Regions from separate parts of the Homo sapiens genome. Here region 1 is linked to region 2. A link is a loop called in an ENCODE intact Hi-C map of the cell type or tissue named here. Cell type or tissue: mammary epithelial cell. All regions are shown on one strand. Links, peaks and the distances in the headings refer to the core of each region. The heading gives the core; the rest is flanking DNA.

Region 1 (5,387 bases), core at 100-5,099, 170 kb after region 2:
TTAATATATAAGGAAAAAACATCACAAGATTCAACAATATAAATGCATATAATAGGCTGGGTTCCTGTTATAAGATATGGCACCTTGCATTTTCCATACACTAATTATCTAACTAAGTTATTATAAGTTAGACATTATCTTTATTTCACATATGAGGAAATAAAAGTCCAGGGACTCAAGTGATACACTCAAGTCTAGGTTTGAATCTCTCAGTCTGTGTTTTTGTCATTTCCCCGACATTTGCATATATGTGGTTTGCTTAGCACTGATGGTTTGAGAAATAATTTTAGCTGGTGCATGGAAAAATACATTTCCATTTTAATGAGTATGTATGAATAGTATGTGCATCCAAATATCCAGGCATATCAGAGTTGTGGTTTTGTGAAACTAATTGTTTAGGATGAAGCTACTTTTACTGGAGTCTATTTAAAGAAAAATATTCAGAAATTGAAACATTAAAAAGACAGGTTTGGAAAAAGTTGTTAAGAATGAGTGAAATGTGGGAAACTCTGTTCTGGGCCAGACTGCTCTCTGTGTTTTATAACGAATGGCTGCAGGCTACAGGAAGCAAGATTTCTCAGAAAGCCTTAGTCAATGTGTCGGTCACCTCCCCTGGTATTTGCCAGCTCCTGCTGACACCACCATCCCCTAGCTGAAAGTCCCTGCAGCTAGAAATCTAGAAAGAAGCCCTTCTCCTAATCTCATTAGCCAAGTCTTGGTGATTTTAGTTCTTCAGCAGCCATTCCTCCCCAGTGTCCTGATTGCCCCTAATGCTTACATTCACATTCCCCACAACATTCTCACAACAGCATTCTCACATTCTCACAACAGCATCTTAACTGGCCTTCCTAACTCTAATCTCACAAGCTATCCTGGAAAATCCCCAGACAGCCATGTTACTTTCTGTGGTAGGCTGAAATGTCCTCCATCAAAGCCCAAATTCTAATCCCCAGAACTTGCAAATTTGTTACTTTACATGGCAAAAGGGACTTTGCCAATGTAATTAAATTAAGGATCTTGAGATGGGGAGATAGTCCTGGACTATCTGGGACAAAAGTTCTTGTGAGAGAGACACAGTAGAGTCAGGCAGACACGAAGATGTGGCAACGGAAGCAGAATTCGGAATATGCTTGGCCACCAGCCAGGGAATATGGAGAACCTCTAGAAGCTGAGAAAGGTACGGCTTCCCCAAAACCAGAGGAATGCAATCTGCCTACCATGTTACACATCTGATCTCCAGAACTGTGAGTCTGTGTTGTTTCAGACCACTAAGTTTCATGTTGTGCGGCAGCAATAGAAAATGAATGCACTCTCCTGTCCAAAGCCCCTCTTTTTTCTTGCCCAAAATCCAGCTTCTTAATCATTAAGTCACTCTTCACAATGGAGCCTCCCAACTTTCCAGCCTTATTTCTTGACCTCCAACCCCAAAATTAATATCAATAGCTAATATTTATTTTGTACTTAACTATATGCCAAACACTAAACCAAAATGTGTATATATATATAAAACATATATATTACATATATTTGTTAACTCATTAAATTCTGACAATAACATACAAGATAGGAATTATTATTGTCCTCCTTCTTACAGATGAGGAAACTTGAAAAAGGTACACAACTTACTTAAGGTCCAGAATTAATAGTAGTAAGGGAAAGATGTAAATTCATACCAGTTTGATTTCAGCATCTCTGTTATTAAACAGTATGTTATATCTCAACCTTGGAGTTTTCAGACAACATCCCTACTCTTTCGTATTCCTAGAAACACTGTAGAGAAGAATGAAGCCATGATATAGAATCAAGAGAAACTGAGTAAAATAGAGGAGTAGGGACTCTGAAGAAGAGGGGCTTTAGGAATATTAGAAGCAAAGTGAGATGGCTCAAAGCTGATGAGGACTGGGTGAGCCAACATTAGACATATGCTGGATTATTTCCTTTATAGGGCCCTGGACATACTTGTTGGGCCAGGAGAAAAATATTAAAGGGGAGGTATGGAGGTAGACATAGCCAGCTGAGCACGCTTAGTGCCCAAGAATAAATTTTTCTATCATCAAGTCCATTCTTCTGCCTCCATTTTTTAGGGATACTCAGTAAGACTGGTGTGACTTTCCCCATGTTACTTGAAAATGAACAGCTTAAGGAAGAGGGAAAAGTAAACCAAGAGCCAGAGGATGCCATATGGTGTGGTGATGATCAGGACTAACTCACAAACCAGACAACCTGGGATTAGTACCAGAGCTGAGTTTTTCATTCCCATTTTTCTTGGTTCTAAAACTCATGTTCTTATCCTAATTCCATGAATATTTAACAGACAAAACATGTTAACTCAGCTAACCAGAATGAAATGGATAGAAACTTCCTCTTACCTATCTTAGCTCTATAGAAAATCAGAATAAAAAATCTGATCTGGCTATTTGAGGACACAAGAATGATGAGCAGAGTTTTAAGTCTGTGAAGGATACAGTCCAAACCAGGTTCATATCGTGGTTCACTCTGCATATCTAAACAAGTTTACCCAACCTTGGGTATGACTCATTTGCTGAAGGAGACATATATCTACCTCTGACTCAATAGAAAAGAAGTAACTCTAAGACAGTAATTTCCTTAATTGGGCAAAGCCTAGGTCATTTGAAAGGGAAAGCATTCCCCAGCCTCATGGTTATCACCAGCCTCAGTCTCATATCTTCAGTGTCTTCCCTATATCTTTGTCCATCTTCCACAGAGTTATTAAAGTGATCTCTTTAATATGAAAATACTTACTGATAACTTGCCTCAATATCCATCCTTCAGTTCTAGCAGAAAACCACAAAGCCTGATTTTTTATATGGGCTCTTGACCATCCAGAGCAAAGACTGTATTTCCCAACCTTTAATGCAGCTGAGTGTAGACATGTAACTAAGTTCTGATGTATAAGATAAAAGCAGAAGTGTCTTGTGCAAGCTTCTGAGGACCTTCCTTAAAAGAACACTGGTACCTCTGTGTAACTCTCTTCTTATTTACCATTGTTTCCACCTTGTTGCCCTGATTATAGGTTTAGAATGTGAGTCTGAAGGTCACATACGGGGATGGTTGAAAAAATATTGAATTCCTAAACAGCCATCATATTAATCCTCGACTATGTAACGCCAGACTTTTAGATGAAAAACAAACTCCTACTGTTTTTAGGCCAGTATTAATTTAGAGTTTCACATTACTAACAATCAAATCCAATCCTAAACAATACGTCCATCATGCGTTTTTTGTTTAAAACCAATCCATGGTTTCCAATTGCCCTCAGAGAACAATTCTAACTCCCTTAGTAAAACCTATAAGGTCCTTGTAACCTGTATATTTAATATCATCTTTTTAGCTTCCCTGCTTATATTTTAACAAATTAACAATACCTAATGACCTGTATTTCCCTAAGTATTCCACAATTCCATAATTTGTTCTGTTTTCACTTCTCTAAACAGACTGTCAACTTCTGCTTTGAATTCCATCCTCACCTATTTGATAGAAAAGTGTCACCTCTTCTGACAAACCATCTCTTACCCTTTAGACAAACTGATGCACTCCTTTTACTCTATTCCAATTATACCTGATCAATCATCCATTTAACAATTGCTTCAACATAAATGAGGGGTTTGTTTGTATTTCCAACTCCACCACTACACTGTTTTCTTAATAGAATAATGTCATGCTCAACTTTGAAACCACATATACTGCCAGACACATAATAAATGCTCAATAAATTCTTTTAAGTGAATAAATAATATTAATCATGCAGCCATCTTATATTGTCAATCAGATGCCTCAGTATAACTTCGTTGATTCTTTAAACTATGTCTTTGGAACTTGTCTTGATGTGAATTCAGGCTGTGCCATCTAAAAGCTGTGTCCTTAGGCAACCCTCTTTCCATTTCTGAGTATCAGCTTCTTCTTCTTTAAAATAGAAGACCTACTTCATGGTACGTTAGGGCTATTAATGCAATTAAGTACATAGAACATCTAGGCTAACCTAATATTAACCCACAATCAATGGCATCATCATTTTTATCCTTTAGGAAAGTTCACATGGCTTAGAAAAGTCAATCCAAAACTGCCAGGATTTAAAACATAAGAGATGCAAGGACTCCACATGAAGAAGCTCAAGGGAAAGCCAGTGTCATAGGCAGCCTTACATAATGGAATGAGTACTGGCCTGGGCATTCTGATCTGTGATTAAACCCTGAGGGAATCACTAGAGTGCTATGAGATCATGAGGAAGTCACTTCTACCCCCAAACCTTAGTGCCCCCATGTGTACAGGGTTGAAAGTGTCCAGATGATATTGAACCAGTATCTATCCTAACTCTGAGCTGCACTTCCTTTGGCCCCGCTTCACCACTTTCATCTCATTAAACCACACAAATTTTGCCCTTAGATGGACTGCTCTGACCAAACTCCCCACAGCCTCTACTCACCCACTGTCCTATGGGAAGCAGGGTGAGTTCATTGCACCTTCAGATTTTAGCCTGATGATGCATGTTTGTGTAGAGTTGGTGATTGGTTTCATATGGCCAAAGGATCCGGCAGCTGGGGACATCTGTTTACACTTAGCACACAGACAAATTTTCCACAGTCAGGAGTCAGTGTGCTCCTGACCTGACTGTGGAAAGCAGGGCTCAGTCCCTCTGGGCTGTGTAAGTGGGAGCTTTAGACTTGTGCCCTGGACTCACATGTCAGGAAGAATAACCTAGATATGAAACATTTGAAGTAAGAAGCAGATCTCTGGTGTCTCTATGGATACAGATAAATTGCCTATGGAAATGGGGCACAGTTGGACAGGAAGCAACATATTACACTGATGAGGATGATTAAGGAAGATCCTAAAGGATGCTTTGTTCCCAGAAGGAAGTCCATGCTGCAGGAACATTGACCCACATAGAAAAGGATGACTGTCTCAGAAATAGCTTCAGAGTATGGCTTATGCTAATAATGGAAAGAAACTACTCATTCTGCATAATACTGCCCTATAGACCCATATTTTTGCTTCACTCCAGTAGACAACATGCATAGGTGAAGGAGCACTGGTCTTGAAATTATTGGACCCAGGTCCCACTGCCAAGTCTTTCATTCACCCTGTGTGTCCTTGGACAATTCCTGCTGCTTCTCTGAGCAACAGCTACCTTGTCCCAAAAAGAATGTCACATGGGATCATATTAGATTCTCCATGCAAATGTTTTGTCTAAAATGAAATAGTCTCCAGATGTCAGGAGCTGTTGTTACTATCCAAGGAATATCTCAAGATCATAAAGATAAAGTGAATGTATTTAATTTTTCTAACCAGAATAGAAATTATTTTGCAGATCCTCTAAGAGATGGCTGTCCATTTTCTACATCAGCATCTCATCTTCAGGGGTAGGT
Region 2 (5,387 bases), core at 224-5,223:
CAGATTCCTTTTTACTTTCAGTGGTAGCTGTTCTACTCCTATGATCCCTCAGAGCTGACAATGGTGCTAACTTCTCCAAGACTGCCTGCATAATCACACCCTGCTTGTTTTGCACTGGGCTCATGTAACATTCATTTATTTACTCCGTAAAAGCAGATCTCAGGTCAGGAGAATATCTTACCATTCATTGTCATAACTGGGCTGCTTTCAGGTTTCTCCTTGTCTTTCTCTCCCACATCCAAAGTTCCTTCTGTACTAATGAGAAAGAAATTGTTTTGAAAAACAATGTCTGCTGTATGTATATATCAAGATTCAAAATAAAAAGTGTATAGTAACTACTAGGTTTCAGACCCTGTGGTAATTGCAGTAATATGAAAATTCAATTTTTATTTTATTAATAATACTAATAAAAGCTGTCACTCAATAGTGTCAATAAACTATGTTAAACAATTTTTACATTATATAATTTTTTTCACATTATATGACATTATGTGATTAAATTTTATAACAATCTGGGTGAATCATATGTTAGTATTCCTGCTAAAAATTTTAAATTAAGAGGTAACTGATGTGGTTGACTTTGTGTCCCCACCCAAATCTCATCTTGAATTATAATCCCCATAATCCCCACATGTCAAGGGACAAATCAGGTAGAAGTAATTGGATCTTGGGGGCAGTTTCCCCCACGCTGTTCTTGTAATAATGAGTGAGTTCTTCCAAGATCTGATGGTTTTATAAATGTTTGGTAGTTCCTCCTGCATTCATTCTCCCTTCTGCCACCTTGTGAAGAAGGTGCCTTGCTTCCCCTTTGCCTTCTACCATGATTTCTAAGTTTCCTGAGGCCTCTGCAGCCATGCTGTACTACCAGTCAATTAAACCTCTTTCCTTTCTAAATTACCCAGTCTCAAGCAGTTCTTTATAGCAGTGTGAGAACAGACTAATACAGTAACTGTCATAGATTAATTGACCCAAAGTTTAAACCCAGGTCCATCGAGACCAAAGTTGAGTGCTTTGTCACCACCATCTTTCCTCTCCTAGAGGAGGATAATGTGACAGCAGAACTTGATGGGGAGGTCAAATTCTGGTTGAGATTGGCAGCAGAGTGGGCTGCTAACTCCCTGGATGGACTATGACAATGTCCTTCCCTTCCAGCTATTTTGGTTGACTTTGAAACCCCTCATATTTCTAACAACACGTGAAACTTTGAGTTAACTCTAGGATCACGCTGGTGGAAAGGCATAATAGTTTCTGGCATTGTGTGGCCCTTCAGAAAAGGATAAATTTCTATAATAAATAGGACCATATATTTTTCTAACTGAGAAAAATTTGAGAATAAAAGGTATTATCATTAATATTTACACCTAGACATTGGGCAAAAGCCATGACTGTTCTGGGCAAACTAAGAAGTATGATCATCATAGTTATTATATGCTTATCTCTCCAAATTCACAGCCACTAGCTGAATGTGTTCAAGAATATGAAAAACAAGTGCTGTTAGAGAAAAGACAAAATGAAGGTGGGGAAAGGGGCCTCTTGAATGCACCAAAGTTAGCATTATTGCCAGATCAATATGAAAGGAGTGTGGAGAAAAAGCTATGCAGTGAAAGGAGACACATATAAAGAAAGATAATAAAAAAAATTTCCACCTTTCCCATTGTGCATTAAGTTTGACCTTGTACCGTCGATCTATTCATTATGGTGACACATGCTAAGAGCAAGATTTTTCAAGTTCTTCGTAATTCTATCCCTAGGCATTGCAACCATTACTAGCACAACTGTGGTATACCTTTCTCTTTGAACAAAGAGTCTGCGGACAAATGTGTCAGCTACAGGCATGTCATAGCTTATATCAGAAATATAAGGTGACAGCTAACCATATTCCAAACAGTCCCCCAAGCCATAAGGCCACAGAGAACATGCCTCCACTGGATTCTAAAGCTGACTTGCCATGAGTTTGATCATTAACTGTGGCTTATGAATTGCTGCTTCAGCCTTTTTTATTCAAGGTGACAGCTCCCTTTTTTAAAAAAGGTGAATTCTTAGCAGCAAGGATACACAGATGCTCTCTGCATCTTTTCCCTCCTCTCAGCCATCCTGTGGAGAATGAAGTACACATATTAGGGGAATGAAGTGGGTCCAATCTTGTATTAGGAATTGAGAATTCAATGATGAATTAGACATGGTTTTTGCTTTGGGGGAAATTCATCCTCATTTGATGAAACAAATAGGTTTATAGGAAATTCAATATATCATTGTCATTTTGCCAAAATTTATTTTATGCCAGGCATTACACAAATATCTCAGTGAATCTTACTACCAATCTAATAAGGTAGGTTTTGTTGCCCCAATTTATAGATCACATGTTCTGGGTCACAGAGCCAAGATCTCAACAAAAGTCTGTCTCATTCTGCACTCACTCGACTGTTCACAGTCTCCAATGGCTTCCCATTTTACTCATGGGAGAAGCCAAAGTCCTCACTGTGACCTAAATGACCCTATTTTTGTTTGCCATATTTACAGGATTTCCCCCAGTCTGAACACATGATAGAACTGTACTTCCTGCTTCCATATTTTAGGTCAATCCAACTAATCAGTTCATTCCAATGAATGATGTGTGGAAATAATGTGCATCAATTTCAGGCTGAGCATTGCTTCCCCAAGGTGAGACCCAGCAGAAATCTCTTTTTATTTTTTCCCCTATAATAGCACAGATATTCGTTGCTCTATAGTCAGAGTCCTAGAGCAAGGAAGACAGTGAAGTTGTGGGAGCAGAGGCCCCTTCTGGCCCACGATGAAAATTAGGCGAGTGGAAAAGTCACTGAGATTCCAGTTTGTTAATTATTGCATGTTGGCTGCCTAACCTCTCTTGATTGATAAAGCTGCTTTATTTTTTTTCTCTAACATATCACCACAGATCCTACTGTGTAGTTTACTTATTTATCATGGTATTTCCTGTCACCCACATGAGAATGTCAGCTCCATGAAGGCAAGGAGTAAGTTTAGCCAATTTTCTTCACTACTATATTCCCCATAGCAAGAACAGTGCATGGTTTGTTGTAGGAAATCAATAAGTCTTTGTTGAATAAATAGAATCAAGCTACCTCATTACATCTATGAGTGATAAGACAAAGTTATGTTTGGGAAGCTACTAAAACACACAAAAAGACTGATTCAAAATGAGGCTGGACTTGTGTCTTTCCCCCGTGTGACCCCAGTGTTTAGTGAGTGTCTGCATTGCGGGAACTCTATATATGATTGTTGAGCTGTTACAATGAAGAGCCTCTGCTGTGGCTTTTGTAACTAAATAACTCACCAGGCAAACATGCATTAATAATTACTCCACTCTCCTGGTGGTGAGACCTTCATCTATCACCCTGGAGGTCTTAGTCATGGCTTAGTCATGCCCAGTGACTCACCTCCATTCAGCTTTTCGCTTAGTGATGTTCCTCTCCTTTTTCTATAACCGTTTTCCTCCTTTCTGTTTTATTTTCTTTCCTTTTTCTTTTATTTTTAGAGATGGGGTCTCACCATATTGCCCAGGCTTGTCTCAAACTCCTAGGCTTAAGCAATCCTCCCATCTAGGCCTCCCAAAGTGCTGGTATTACAGGAGTGAGCCACCACACCTGGCCCTCCTTTCTCTTAATTCACACCCCATTCAGGTGTGTCTTGAATAGTCAGCCTCAAATGACTCTTAACCTCCTTTCAGGACAAAGCAACTCTTTTTGTTCCCTGTCACTAGAGGCATTTGTTCCAAATTGCAGCCTCAGGAAACTGCTGCAGGCAAACAGGTGGCGTATCTGTTGAAGGATCCTAAAGGAGATATACATTCTCTTCAAAATATCTTTGCACACTGGAAATAATGCTGACTTCTGCTTAGCTCTGAATGAACGTTCTTCTGAAGGATGTCTATTTGTTTGTCCAGGTGACATCTAAAGGACAAAGTTCCAAATCTGAACTTTCTTCTCCTGAAATCTTTTCCATTTTGGTGTTGACACCACTTTCAGGCACCCAAGCTCTCTTTGTAACCCAACTTGCAACCTTCACCTAAAGCAACAAAATCAAATGCCATCATGCTGTTGTCACCCCTTGTATCAGTCAGGGTTCTCCAGAGACCGAACCTACACTCACACTCACACACACACACATACACACACACACACACACACACACACACACACACACACACTTATCTTTAAGGAATTTTCTTACATGATTGTAGGGACTGATAAGTCTAAAATTTGGATGGCAAGCCAGTAAGCTAGAAATTCAAAATCTACAGAGCAGAGCAGGTCAGCAGACTGAAAACTCAAGTAGGATTTCCTCGTTACTCTTGAGGCAGAATTTCCTCTCTGAAAAACTTCAGTTTTATTTTTCAGGCCTTCAACTGATTGGATGAGACACATTGTCAAGAATAATATCGTTTATTTTAAGTCAACTGATTGTAAATGTTCATCGTGTCTACAAAATACTTTCACAGCAACATCTAAACTACTGTTTCACCAAACAACTGGGCACCATAGTTTAGCTAAATTGATACACAAAATTAACCATCACACCCTGCTGTGGAAGGTTTGCCTTCCCCCCAAATTCATATGTTGAAATTCTCATCCCCAATATGGTGGCATTAAGAGGTGAGACCTATGGGAGGTAATTAGGTCATAAGGGTGGAATCCCCTTGAACAAGGTTAGTGCCTTTAAAAAAAAAAAAAGAGATGAGAGAGCTTGCTTTTCCTCTCTCTGTTCTCCACTATGTGAGCATACAGAGAGAGAAGATGGCCATCTATGAACCAGGAAGCAGGTTTTTGCCAGATGCAAACCTGCAAGGATCTTCATCTTAGACTTCCAGCCTCCAGATAGGAGGCTGGAAGATATATGATAAATAAGTGTGGGTTCTTTAAGCCACCCATCTATGGTACTTTGTTATAGAAGTCCAAACTAACTAAGACACACCTCTATATCCTTTACTCTACAGCAGACATTATTAATCAATCACTACCTTTTCCTAGATAAGTTCAGATGAAGTTTCATAATTTCTTTCATGATAGCACTAATGCCAGCCATTATTAATTGGTCAAATCTGGGATGTGGGTTGGAACTCATCTCTGGCTTGTACTTCTAAAAGTAAGTCTAATCATTTGTCTTTCTTGCTTAATGGTTCCTCATTGCCTAAGATTCCATGTCACAAAATATTAGTCTTACAAGATAGTCTACCAAAAAGAGATTCTGTGATCGAAAAGGTTTATTATAATTGATACATCGTGCCTCCCTCTAAAAATCGAAATCCTGTGGAACCGAGGCAATTAAAATTTGATAACGCAGTTTTTCCAAAATCTACTTGACTACTCAAATCATTCTTCATATTTTACTCACTAACATTCTGAAAAATA

The links. Hi-C counts contacts between places; a loop is a spot of excess contacts. Peaks named below come from ENCODE experiments on the same cell type or tissue, not always from the same donor. Only the 100,000 strongest peaks of a DNase experiment are listed, where the experiment ranks them.
Region 1: it touches region 2 in a loop (4-fold over the local background); 2 of 110 quality-filtered maps call a loop at or near these places.

What each region holds. Positions count from the first base shown.
Region 1 is chr9:115,202,515-115,207,901 of GRCh38, reverse strand. The region is part of intron 1 of DELEC1 (deleted in esophageal cancer 1); the gene reads right to left. Among named protein-coding and RNA genes, the nearest start is that of DELEC1, 63 kb to the right of the region's middle. In mammary epithelial cell, for the core only: no CTCF peak of the experiment used is centred there; DNase peaks (open chromatin) are centred at 591 and 2,541; H3K27ac peaks cover 1,662 bases.
Region 2 is chr9:115,371,510-115,376,896 of GRCh38, reverse strand. DELEC1 (deleted in esophageal cancer 1) reads right to left here. Exons shown (of 8, transcript NR_163556.2): 5 at 182-255. Among named protein-coding and RNA genes, the nearest start is that of DELEC1, 230 kb to the right of the region's middle. RefSeq lists an enhancer at 2,804-4,003. In mammary epithelial cell, for the core only: a CTCF peak has its summit at 3,337; DNase peaks (open chromatin) are centred at 3,376 and 3,666; H3K27ac peaks cover 2,929 bases.